Regions from separate parts of the Homo sapiens genome. Here region 1 is linked to region 2. The links are chromatin loops, found by intact Hi-C in ENCODE. Cell type or tissue: A673. All regions are shown on one strand. Each heading gives the region's core, and the rest is flanking DNA. Links, peaks and the distances in the headings are about the cores only. Region 1 holds the start of TRHDE (thyrotropin releasing hormone degrading enzyme). Region 2 overlaps RAB21 (RAB21, member RAS oncogene family).

Evidence for each region. Peaks named below come from ENCODE experiments on the same cell type or tissue, not always from the same donor. Only the 100,000 strongest peaks of a DNase experiment are listed, where the experiment ranks them.
Region 1: a loop joins it to region 2, with 2.7 times the contacts of the local background. A loop is called at or near these places in 5 of 110 quality-filtered maps.

Annotation. Positions count from the first base shown.
Region 1 is chr12:72,268,942-72,274,319 of GRCh38, forward strand. It overlaps TRHDE (thyrotropin releasing hormone degrading enzyme), which reads left to right and starts at 3,429. Exons shown (of 19, transcript NM_013381.3): 1 at 3,429-4,616. The coding sequence starts at 3,703. It overlaps TRHDE-AS1 (TRHDE antisense RNA 1), which reads right to left and starts at 4,568. Exons shown (of 2, transcript NR_026837.1): 1 at 2,882-4,568. In A673, for the core only: CTCF peaks have their summits at 2,593 and 3,851 (motif pointing right); DNase peaks (open chromatin) are centred at 2,650, 3,030, 3,360, 4,520 and 1 weaker place; H3K4me3 peaks cover 5,000 bases; H3K27ac peaks cover 4,757 bases.
Region 2 is chr12:71,778,387-71,783,764 of GRCh38, forward strand. RAB21 (RAB21, member RAS oncogene family) reads left to right here. Exons shown (of 7, transcript NM_014999.4): 5 at 3,645-3,699; 6 at 4,184-4,272. Among named protein-coding and RNA genes, the nearest start is that of RAB21, 26 kb to the left of the region's middle. In A673, for the core only: CTCF peaks have their summits at 2,015 (motif pointing right) and 2,228; a DNase peak (open chromatin) is centred at 2,035; H3K27ac peaks cover 3,275 bases.

The sequences.
Region 1 (5,378 bases), core at 81-5,080, 490 kb after region 2:
ACATCAGGTACTTTAGGAAGTTTAATTTCCTTGTTTACAGCACCACATGGTCCCAGTATTGGTAAAATCAAACCTATCTTGAATCCAGTGACCTATAACACTGAAAGCAACCTTAAAAAGGAATATTAGTAAACTATGTCTTTATTTTTGTGAGGTGCGAACTCTGAAATTTCACCCCCCCACTTTTGCTTTGAAGGTAGAATGGACATTCTCTAGAAAAAATAATATTTAAAAATTATTTTACTAAAGTGCTTGCTTCTTTGGGAAAGCGTGCTATATATTTTCAGAAATTAAAAAAATAAAACTCACTGAAGACCTTTGTAACACTGATATGAAAGGAAGAAATATTTACCTACTTGATCTTGATAGTAAGTTTTATTATGCAAAGTTACATTTAAGGGGAATCCATGAGCTAGTAAGTTGTGTCCATTCTATATTAATAATCTTATGTCCACTCCACTTGGGTCTGAAAAAATAATCCATTTACTAATTTAATCACAGTTAGTAGAGACTTTATTAATTGGTAAATGTATTATTTAATTCTGAAATATTTGAGACTTTCCTTGTAGTAATTTTCAGAAGTACATAAACACATTAGTGAAATACAAAGAAGAACAGATGGAGGTAAAGAGAGGAAAGAGATAACAGACTGAGAACCGTGAGTGAGGGAAAGGGGAAAGATGAAGAGAACTGGGTTAAAGGGTACAAACACACAGCAAGACAGAAGGAATCTGGCTGTTCACTGTTTGAGAGCACAGTAGGGTGACTATACCTTGCAAAAATGTATTGTACTCAGGTGATGGACACCTTAAATACCCTGATTTTGATCACTACATATTATGTGCATGTAACAAAATTTCTCATGTATCCCACAAATTTGTACACATTTTTAAAAAAAGACAAACAGAAAAAGCCTTCTTTGAATCTTTTCTTGACTAATGTTTTAGAAAGAGAAAGTCTTAAAGATCCCTTAGTGGGTAACCTCTTCCTTTAGGCAGTGGGTCTTAGACTCCCCGGGATGATTCCAGAAGCCTCTGATAATCAAATGTACTCAATCCATGGATATTGGATCAGTAATACTAAATTACCAGTTTAAAACCCTAAAGTCAGAGAAGTCTGGTGACCTGCTGAGGATCGCAGGGCTCCTCTTACTTGCTTGCACTATAGTTCCTGATTCTGTGAAAACAAACCAATGAACCCCAACTCCTCAACTCTTAAAATGCATACAGCCAGATACATATGGACAGCAAGAGTACAGACATTTAAAAACAGAGCAGAAAAAAGTAACTTGAACAGAATGTGGCATTTCCCTTGGTCTGTTGCTAACGGCCCACATACAACATGCTTAAAAAATCCCACCCTGGCACTTATTTTCATCATCATTTAAAAATGATTCAAATGGACATTTAGAATGCATGGCATTGAGCATGTATCCCATCTGGGGATAAATGAAAAAGGGCTTCCTCGAGCAGGGCTGTGTTTTTAGTGGTTATCAAGCTAAGGTTAATGTGTAATTGGTCTCTTCTCTTTGGTCATGCTTTTAAAGCCAAACACAATATTTTAATTGTCTATTTTCAGTACTCCAAAGCCAGAAGCATTAACCAGTTCTTTTTGTAAGAAAATAGCTATGGACATGATTTGTAAAATGCCTTCAAGATTTGAAGACATGAAAGAAACATGTAAAAAGGAATTACCTAATTTTCTATTATTCACTTTTTTAATTAACCCAGAAGCCAATCACACTTTGTTTTACTAAACACTGGAGACTCCTGCTTCCTAGATGTCACCTTTGGGGTGGCTGTTTTCTGAATATTGTTCCAATTAGAGTTCTTCGCACAAATTCTGAAGGTTGGATATCCCACATACTTATACATACTCTGCAGTATAATTTTAAACTCCAATATACTCAGACAAGAGTCCATAACCAGCCAATGGGCTATGAACCTATTTTGATGCTGCCTGCTGTCAGCAAACTGGTCTATTGATAACTATCCTAACAAAGTTAAAACAATGTTCATGGTAACACTGGAAAGCTGCAAGAAAGTAATTATGGCTAGGTGAAATGAAAAACTGACCAATCATGGAATGTATTCGTTCACCGTTCTAATAAGCCCAGCTTTTCTCAGTCTCAGGGTTTTGGTCCTGAATGTTACACTGTAGACATTGTGTGTTAATCGTTTCTCCAATCTAAAGATGGGAATTATCCTATGGGGAAAACATCACCTTGCTTTGGCCTTTACTTCCGGAGGATTTTAATGCTTCATTGCTAACATTATTTTAGTACTGCACACCTGGACACATCGCACAGTATAATGTAATATATGTAGTCAGGTTTTGGAGAATTTATTTCAATTTACATACAATCCTCCAAATCCTCTGGCGAGCTTGATGTGAAATCTGACACAGCCACATCTCCCTAGCAGGATCTTCTTTTGCTCTCTATGTTAATAGCCAAAGGCTCCAAGGATCTCTCCCTGGAGCGCGGTGGGGCTAAGGAGTCAGGAAGAGGGGTGACTGCGGGGCTTGTTGCGCTGAAGATTTACAATGTACTTCTTGCAGGCGGCTCAGCAACCCCCTCTGTGGCTGTGGGTGTCTGGTGTGACAGAGCGGAGAAAAGCTCTCTAATCTCCCAGTGCCTGCCTCTGCCGCTCAGTCGCTCCCCTCCCTCCCGCCTTTCCTGCCTCCTCGCGCGCTCCCTCTCCTTTGCCTTTCTCTGGGAGTTTCAGTCCCTCAATGCAGCTGGAGTAGCCCTGGCAATCTAAACCCGAAGCCTGTGTATATACACACACGCACACACGCGCACACACATGCACACGCGCTCGGACATACGCACTTCGGCTCTCCCCCTTGGGATATGGAGCAAACCCAGAGCTTCATCTACCTGAAGGGGATGGCCCGGCCGGACACTTCTTTCTCACTTGTCATCTCCGGAGGGCAGAGCAAGACTGGAATGAGGGAGTCTCGCTGTCGGGTCTGCAACCTCCTGCCGTTTGCCGCCACCGCCGCTTAAAGTGCCCAGGGTGGAGAAGGCTTTTCCAGGACGGATCTCCGTCGTAGCTTCGCGGCCCTGGGACTTCCTCCTGCTGGTTCACTCTAGTCTCTCCCACCTCGGCCATCCTTTTCTCTCCAGCTGCAGGGTGTATGGCTCGGGTGCCTCCCGTGCTGTGGCCGCCGTCACTGCTGCTGCGAGCACATTCCACCCAGAGGACCGAACGCCGCCGCTGGAGTGGGGGGAGAAAGCGAAAGCCCTAACTTCCCTCTCTACACCCTCGCTCTTCCCACCGCTCCCGTCCTTCTCCCTAGCCGAGAACCGGTTGGAAGGCTCCCGCGGAAAGCGAGGCGAGAGCGCGGCGCAGGGGAGGGAGAGCCGGGAGCCGCAGGCGCGCAGGGGCGGGGGCAGCATGTGCCCCGCCGCCGGGTGCTCGTCCGAGAAGTAGCGCGCGCTGGGCAAGCAAGACGCTTTCCAAGTTGGGCGCGTCCCAGAGCTCACAGCCCGGTGTCCAGAGTGAGGCGGGGCTGATGGGGGTCGCGGAAGCTGCCGTCGCTTGTGTCCAGAACCCGTCTTAAAAGAACCCGGGCCAGCATCCCCAGTCGCGCGCCCTCGGCCCGCGTGAGCTCTCCGATGCCTGCTCTGGCTGTGGCCCGGGTGGCCCGCCCGCGGGGGGTGCCAGAGGGGGCGGGGGAGGAGGAGGAGGCGGTGTGATGGCCCTGGACGGCGAGCTGGGGGAGCAAGAGGAGGAGAAGAAAAAGAAGAAGAAAAAGAAGAGGAAGAAGAAGAAGGAGGAGGAGGAGGAGGAGGAGGGGGCCGAGAAGAGCAGCTCACCCTTCGCAGCCGCGATGGGGGAAGACGACGCCGCGCTTCGGGCTGGCAGCAGGGGGCTCTCCGACCCGTGGGCAGACTCAGTGGGAGTGCGACCCCGCACCACGGAGCGCCACATCGCCGTACACAAGCGGCTTGTGCTGGCCTTCGCTGTGTCCCTCGTGGCATTGCTCGCGGTCACAATGCTCGCTGTGCTGCTCAGCCTGCGCTTCGACGAGTGCGGGGCGAGTGCCACGCCAGGCGCCGACGGTGGCCCCTCAGGCTTTCCGGAGCGCGGCGGCAACGGGAGCCTCCCTGGATCGGCCCGGCGCAACCACCACGCAGGCGGGGACTCCTGGCAGCCCGAGGCGGGTGGGGTGGCCAGTCCGGGGACCACGTCGGCCCAGCCGCCGTCGGAGGAGGAGCGGGAGCCGTGGGAGCCGTGGACGCAGCTGCGCCTGTCGGGCCACCTGAAGCCGCTGCACTACAATCTGATGCTCACCGCCTTCATGGAGAACTTCACCTTCTCCGGGGAGGTCAACGTGGAGATCGCGTGCCGGAACGCCACCCGCTACGTAGTGCTGCACGCTTCCCGAGTGGCGGTGGAGAAAGTGCAGCTGGCCGAGGACCGGGCGTTCGGGGCTGTCCCTGTAGCCGGTTTTTTCCTCTACCCGCAAACCCAGGTCTTAGTGGTGGTGCTGAATAGGACACTGGACGCGCAGAGGAATTACAATCTGAAGATTATCTACAACGCGCTCATCGAGAATGAGCTCCTGGGCTTCTTCCGCAGCTCCTATGTGCTCCACGGGGAGAGAAGGTATGGAGGGAGGCGGTGCCCCGCGCTGCCCCACCCCGGCGCGCGGCTCGAACCTCTGGGCGGCCTGCGACCCCGGGGACCCAGCTGGCTTCCAATACCCGGGAAGCCAGGGGTGGGGGGAAGGAAACGAAAGCGGAGTAGGGCAGTCAGAACTCCGGGGTCTCCCAGATGCCTCGGGGTCTCGCTGCCGCCAACTTCGCAAACTGACTCACCGGTGCCAAAAGATGAATGCTGCCCCCTCCTCTAGTCGGGACCTCTCCTCTTCCTGTCAGAGTTCCTTAGCCATCGAAACGCAGGGCTCTTTTTCTGAAGGGTAGCTGATAATCTGAGCGATGCCAGAGTGACATGAAAAGCTTGCCAAGTTACTGTCGAGGGAAAATACGTGGCGCTGAAGGCCAAGACAACAGCGCATCCAGGTTAGCATGTCAGGGCAGGTCAGGGACACACCGTTCTCCACCCCCACCCACAACATGCCCATCTTCCCTGACTATTAGTCTCCTGCCAGGTGCAGAGCAGAGGATGGGCTTTGGCTGCGTCAAGTTTCCCCAAACTTCAAGTTGAGATTCGGAGTGAAAAGAGTGGTTTCCAGAGATAGGCTGAGAGGACCGGGACGGGGGTGGAGGTTGCCAAGGCCAGAGCCAGCGATAAGTGGCCTCGCGGGCGCTGCCAGCTCTGTGCTAAGGCAGGGCGACTCCGGTTGTTTGTTTATGAGTTGCTGCCTCTGGAGATGATTCCAGTGGCCAAGCGGTGGGAAAGCTAGTT
Region 2 (5,378 bases), core at 117-5,116:
TTACTTCATTTAAGCCTCCTGACAATGCTGAGGGGAAGACCATTTCATTTTACAGATGAAAAAATGTGCTTAGAGACCTTGAAACTTCCCAAAGTCACATAGTTTGTTAGAAGTAGACCTGGGATTTTAACTCAGATCTGCCTGCCACTTCAAGCCCATATCCTTAATAAACACTTCATTGCTTACTATGTGCCAGGCTTTGGGAATAGTGTAGTGAATAAGTAAACAAAATAGATACGGTTCTTGTCCTCCCAGAGTCTCTTGTGTGGAAAAAGAGAGGAAAACAAGCTACTATTATATGTTATAATAAATGCTATGGAAGGGAAATGCAGAATGGAGTGCTATGAGAGCACAAAAGCAAACAAACTAGATTTGGGGTGCAAGGGGGAGATAAGGGAACATTTCCTAGACCAAGTGTTGGATAAACTAAGTTAGCTAGATGAAGCCAGTAGGATGATGGTAGAGTGCGTTACCTGCAAGGCGTGGTGGCTCACCCCTGTAATCCCAGCACTTTGGGAGGCTGAAGCAGGCGGATCATTTGAGGTCAGGAGTAAGTTTGTATTACCTGTCATGGACTTTAATTGTCTTACAACAATATTGACTTTCCATTTGATCATTCACTGTGATGAATGTCATTAATATTAATAACTGTTCCTTATTGAGCATATAGTATATGCTAGGCCTTTTACATATATCTTATTTTCACATCAACCCTGCAAGGTTTGTTAGCGACACATGCGTACAGTGAGACTAACAGAGGTTAACTAATTTGTCCAAAATATTACAGTTATGGCCAGGCGTGGTGACTCTGGCCTTTAATCCGAGCATTTAGGGAGACCAAGGTGGGCAGACTGCTTGAGTCCAGGAGTTTGAGACCAGCCTAGCAACATGGCAAAACCCCATCTCTACAAAAAAATACAAAAATTAGCCAGATGCGGTGGTGTGTGCCTGTAGTCCCACTCGGGGCTGAGGCAGGAGAATCGCTTGAGCCCGGGAGGTGGAGGCTGCAGAGAGCCGTGTTCACGCCACTGCATTCCAACCTGAGTGACAGAGCAAGACCCTGTCTCAAAAAAAGGTAAAACAAAAAAAAAATTACAGTTATGGAGTAAGCAAGGACTTAAAAACAAGTTTTATCACATTTAAAAGCTTTCTGAAAGCTTCTTTCCACTGTGCCCCACAACCATTCAGTCTAAGCATAATATGATTCTAGTTCTATATCATTAGGCCATTTGCCCTTAGCAGTGGACATGCCCCTTCTATGTTCTTAATTCAAATATGTATTTTTAAGGAAGATCTGCTTAACTTAGAGGGTAGCTTTTTCCCTCCCTTTCCAATAGTGTCAGCCTATTTGTTTATGTTTTTAATTCTTTATAGTACTATACTTTTAAGTAGGTGCTTGCTTTGGTTATTGTCCTTGTTTTCAGGTGTTTTAAGCCTATCAGAAAGTTCCGTATGTAGCTGCACAGTAGTATTGAAGCAGATATGAGTCTCAAAGCCTTACTCCTTAGCTGTCTTGCTTTTGAAAAAATATAGAAACTAAAAGGGTTTTTGAGCTTTGGAAAGAGGTCAGTCACTAGCCAGTCAGGTTTCTGCAATGTATTCTGTGCTGTCAATCCATTGTGAACACTGATTATTCAAAGAAATAATAGTTATTTAGATTTAAAATATTTTAAGTTTAAAATAATAGGTTATTAAGATAGCTATTTATTAATGGCCTGATTTATTAAAATTAGTCATTTAAAATATTATCAAATAATAAAGCAGTGTCTGAATTATTTCTCCTAAATGTTCATTTGAGGCAGTAAGGTGATTGCCTGCTTTTCCTCTCTTCACTCTTTTTATAGGTATTGATGATATTGATGGAATTTGGAACATGAGCCATTAAATACCTAGAAAAAAATTCCATAGGGTTTTAGGTAATTGAAGCAAAATTAATATTGCTACTTTTAGTAGGAGACTATCTTATTTTGCCTTTGTGAGGCAGAATCTTTTTCCTGTTTGTTGGAGCCACTGGCCACCAGGTGGTGCTTTTTGCATTCTTTACAGAATAACACGACGGTTTTTCCTCTGGTTACTGTCAGACATTGTCATATTTAGCTAATTAAAATTTCCAATGACAAATATAATGTAGGAAGTTAGAACTAATATGAAACTTCTTGCTGTGGTAGATAGCTGTTCAAAGAAGGAAGAGTTTGTTACTGAATTTGTTGGTATCCACTGAGCTTTAGTGTTGTCTGCTTCCCTCTCTCTGATTCTTAGGCTATGGTGGCAGATAGTTTCTTGCAGTTGCCAGCAACTAGGTTCTCAGATTATTCGAGGTCCTCAGTATATAGAACCTTTGGACTTGTCCACCTCAGTGCTAAACATTTTATCTTTTATTGGGTGCTTATTTCAATGCCTTATCTGAAATTTATCTGAAATTGTCTCCTAGAATCTATATGGTTCCAAGAAAAAAAGTAACCTTATTTATAAGATTTCTCTTTTCTCCCTAAAAGCCATAGTAGAAGAATAAAAATGTTTGTTTGAAGTGTCCTTCCATAGGGTATTTTTCCTTATCGTTATCTACTGTTTTTATTACCTTTAGCACTCTGGGTGTCCAGCCAACTCATCTTAAGTTCAAGGAATCAGTATTTTGCAGTTTCTTCATTTTTGTTCTGATGGCTTTTTTTAAAAGTATAATCCCAGCTTGGTTCTGTTGTTTAAGGAGAGCTAAACTTATAATTTAAATCTGCATGATATACATATATTAAGTTTTAATAACTCACTAAAATTGTTTTTTAAACAAAGAATACAGTTTTTCCGGCCGGGCGCGGTGGCTCAAGCCTGTAATCCTAGCACTTTGGGAGGCCGAGGCAGGCGGATCACGAGGTCAGGAGTTCGAGACCATCCTGGCTAACACAGTGAAACCCCATCTCTACTAAAAATACAAAAAATTAGCCAGGCGTGGTGGCAGGCACCTGTAGTCCCAGCTACTCAGGAGGCTGAGGCAGGAGAATGGCGTGAACCCGGGAGGCGGAGCTTGCAGTGAGCCGAGATGGCGCCACTGCACTCCAGCCTGGGTGACAGAGCGAGACTCCGTCAAAAAAAAAAAAAAAGAGAATACAGTTTTTCCCCTTATGATTGTGGAGTACTTAAAAATCTGTACACTTTAATTTTTACTTTAACTGGTTTATATCATCCAGGAAACCAAAATACTTGTAGGATCCAAGAGGCTAGATTAATATATTTTAGTAAACACTAAGATAGCCATACTTATTGACCGGCTCTAAGTTAATGGGAACTGTAGAAAATTTTGCTCTTACTTTTGATCATTTACACTTGCCTAAGAATCATAGGTTTATCTCTAGGTCTCTGGTATCCCCCAAAATCAAAAAAGAGTGCCTGTCTCTTTGGAAAAGTTGTTTTCTTTGTCAGAGGCTGCAGATTCAGGAAAGGTATGAATTGAGTCATTTGAAGGAGGATGAGGCATGATCAACCCTCAGATCACAAGGCTTAACTTTATAATTTCAAGACATTAGAAGTCTGGTGGGGATTTGCATTATTTTTGCTGGTAATTAAAATGGCAATTTTATATTTAGAATTGGCTTAATTTTGTTATGAAAATAAATCAGTATAAAGATAAATATTTACTTTTTTCAAAATAGGTAATAAAATAGACTTGGAAAAGGAGAGACATGTTTCCATTCAAGAAGCAGAGTCGTAAGTACTGTGACCCTCCCATTCCCCATCACTCCCTAGTAGAAATCTTCCTCTTTATACGTTTTGCTTTACCATTTAGGTATTACTCAAATCTCTTAGCATGGATTGAGGTGTTGGATTCAGTGAAGCATGTTTACATGGTAATTTCTGGGCTTGTGGCAATAAAGCCCTTACTTCCCTTTTTGACTTCAGTGAAAAATACGAGTGATATAAAACAAAACTATCATGATCAAATAGGCAGTAAGCCAGAAAAACTTTTGAAGTATTTGAGTCCCAAATTAATCTATAAAAATTTCGAGGCTTGTTATATTTGTGTTATTTAAAATTTGATTTAATGTATAGAGAATTTAAATAGCTATATAAACTTAATTTCACTAAACTTGAGTAAATTAATATGTCACTAAAACTGTTACTATAAAAAAGCAGTTAAGACAAAATCATGAATAATATTTTACATCAATCACCGATGTTACTTTTTTTTAAGGTATGCAGAATCTGTGGGAGCAAAACATTATCATACTTCAGCCAAACAGAACAAAGGAATTGAGGAACTCTTTCTTGACCTTTGTAAAAGTAGGTATATTCAGATTTAGTTTGTTTAGAAATGGTTTTTGGTTTTTATTTTTTAAAAAATAGTATGTATTTTACACCAGTGTTACTTTTCAAAGAATTGGTTCTTTTTAAACTATTGACTATTGGTAGTATTTCTGAAGTGCTGTAACTATTTTTTTTAATGCTTAAATACCTACTTTAACCCTGTTTCAAGCAGTAATTAATGGTTATGAAATCATAAGTATGGTGTGGGCTAAATATATATTATAATATATGCATAAGTATTAAAAGTGGAAGGGGAATTTACATATTAAAACAGATTTAAGACCTGTAACAACCTCTTGCAATGAATGGACCTTATTTGGACACTGATTTGTCAAACTAGTGAAAAAGAGTGTTTGTGAAACAAGATATTTGATGATATTAAGATACTATTAATTTTTTAGGTGTGATTATGGTATTGTGGTTATGCTTTATAAAAGGAGTTCTTATCTTTTAAAGACACATTAAAATAATTTAGGAATAAAGTTATGGGTCTGAGATTTGACTCAAAATAATGGTAGGGATGCTTAGGGTTATTCATGAAATTGGGTGATGGATTTTCATTATGCTGTATTTTCTACTTTATGTTTGAAATTTTCCATATTAAAAAGTTTATAGTTTTAAAGAAAAAGGAAAATAAATTTATATATATTCTGAAAATCATTTCTTATATTACCAATAAAATGCATATCTGAGTTTATGGACTTTAGACTCTTTTGAGAATTTGATGAAATCATGGTTTTTCTCTCTAGAAAAGAATATTGATATGTGTGTGTGTGTGTACACACACACACACATTTTGGAATAAATTAGTTTTATAAAACCCTCAAGTCATTCATAATTCTTCTAAAATATTGATTATGTAAGTGATGTCCCCTGATCAGCAGCATCAATATCACTTGAAAATATGTCAGAAATGCAAATTCTTGGGCTCTCCAAGCCTGCCGAATCAGAATTTCTAGGGATGGTGCCCAGAATCTGTGTTTTAACAAACGCTTCATATGATTCCAATGCACACTAAAATATAAGAGCCAATGCTGTACATAACAACTTGGGGATCTTATTAAATGCATATTTTGATTTAA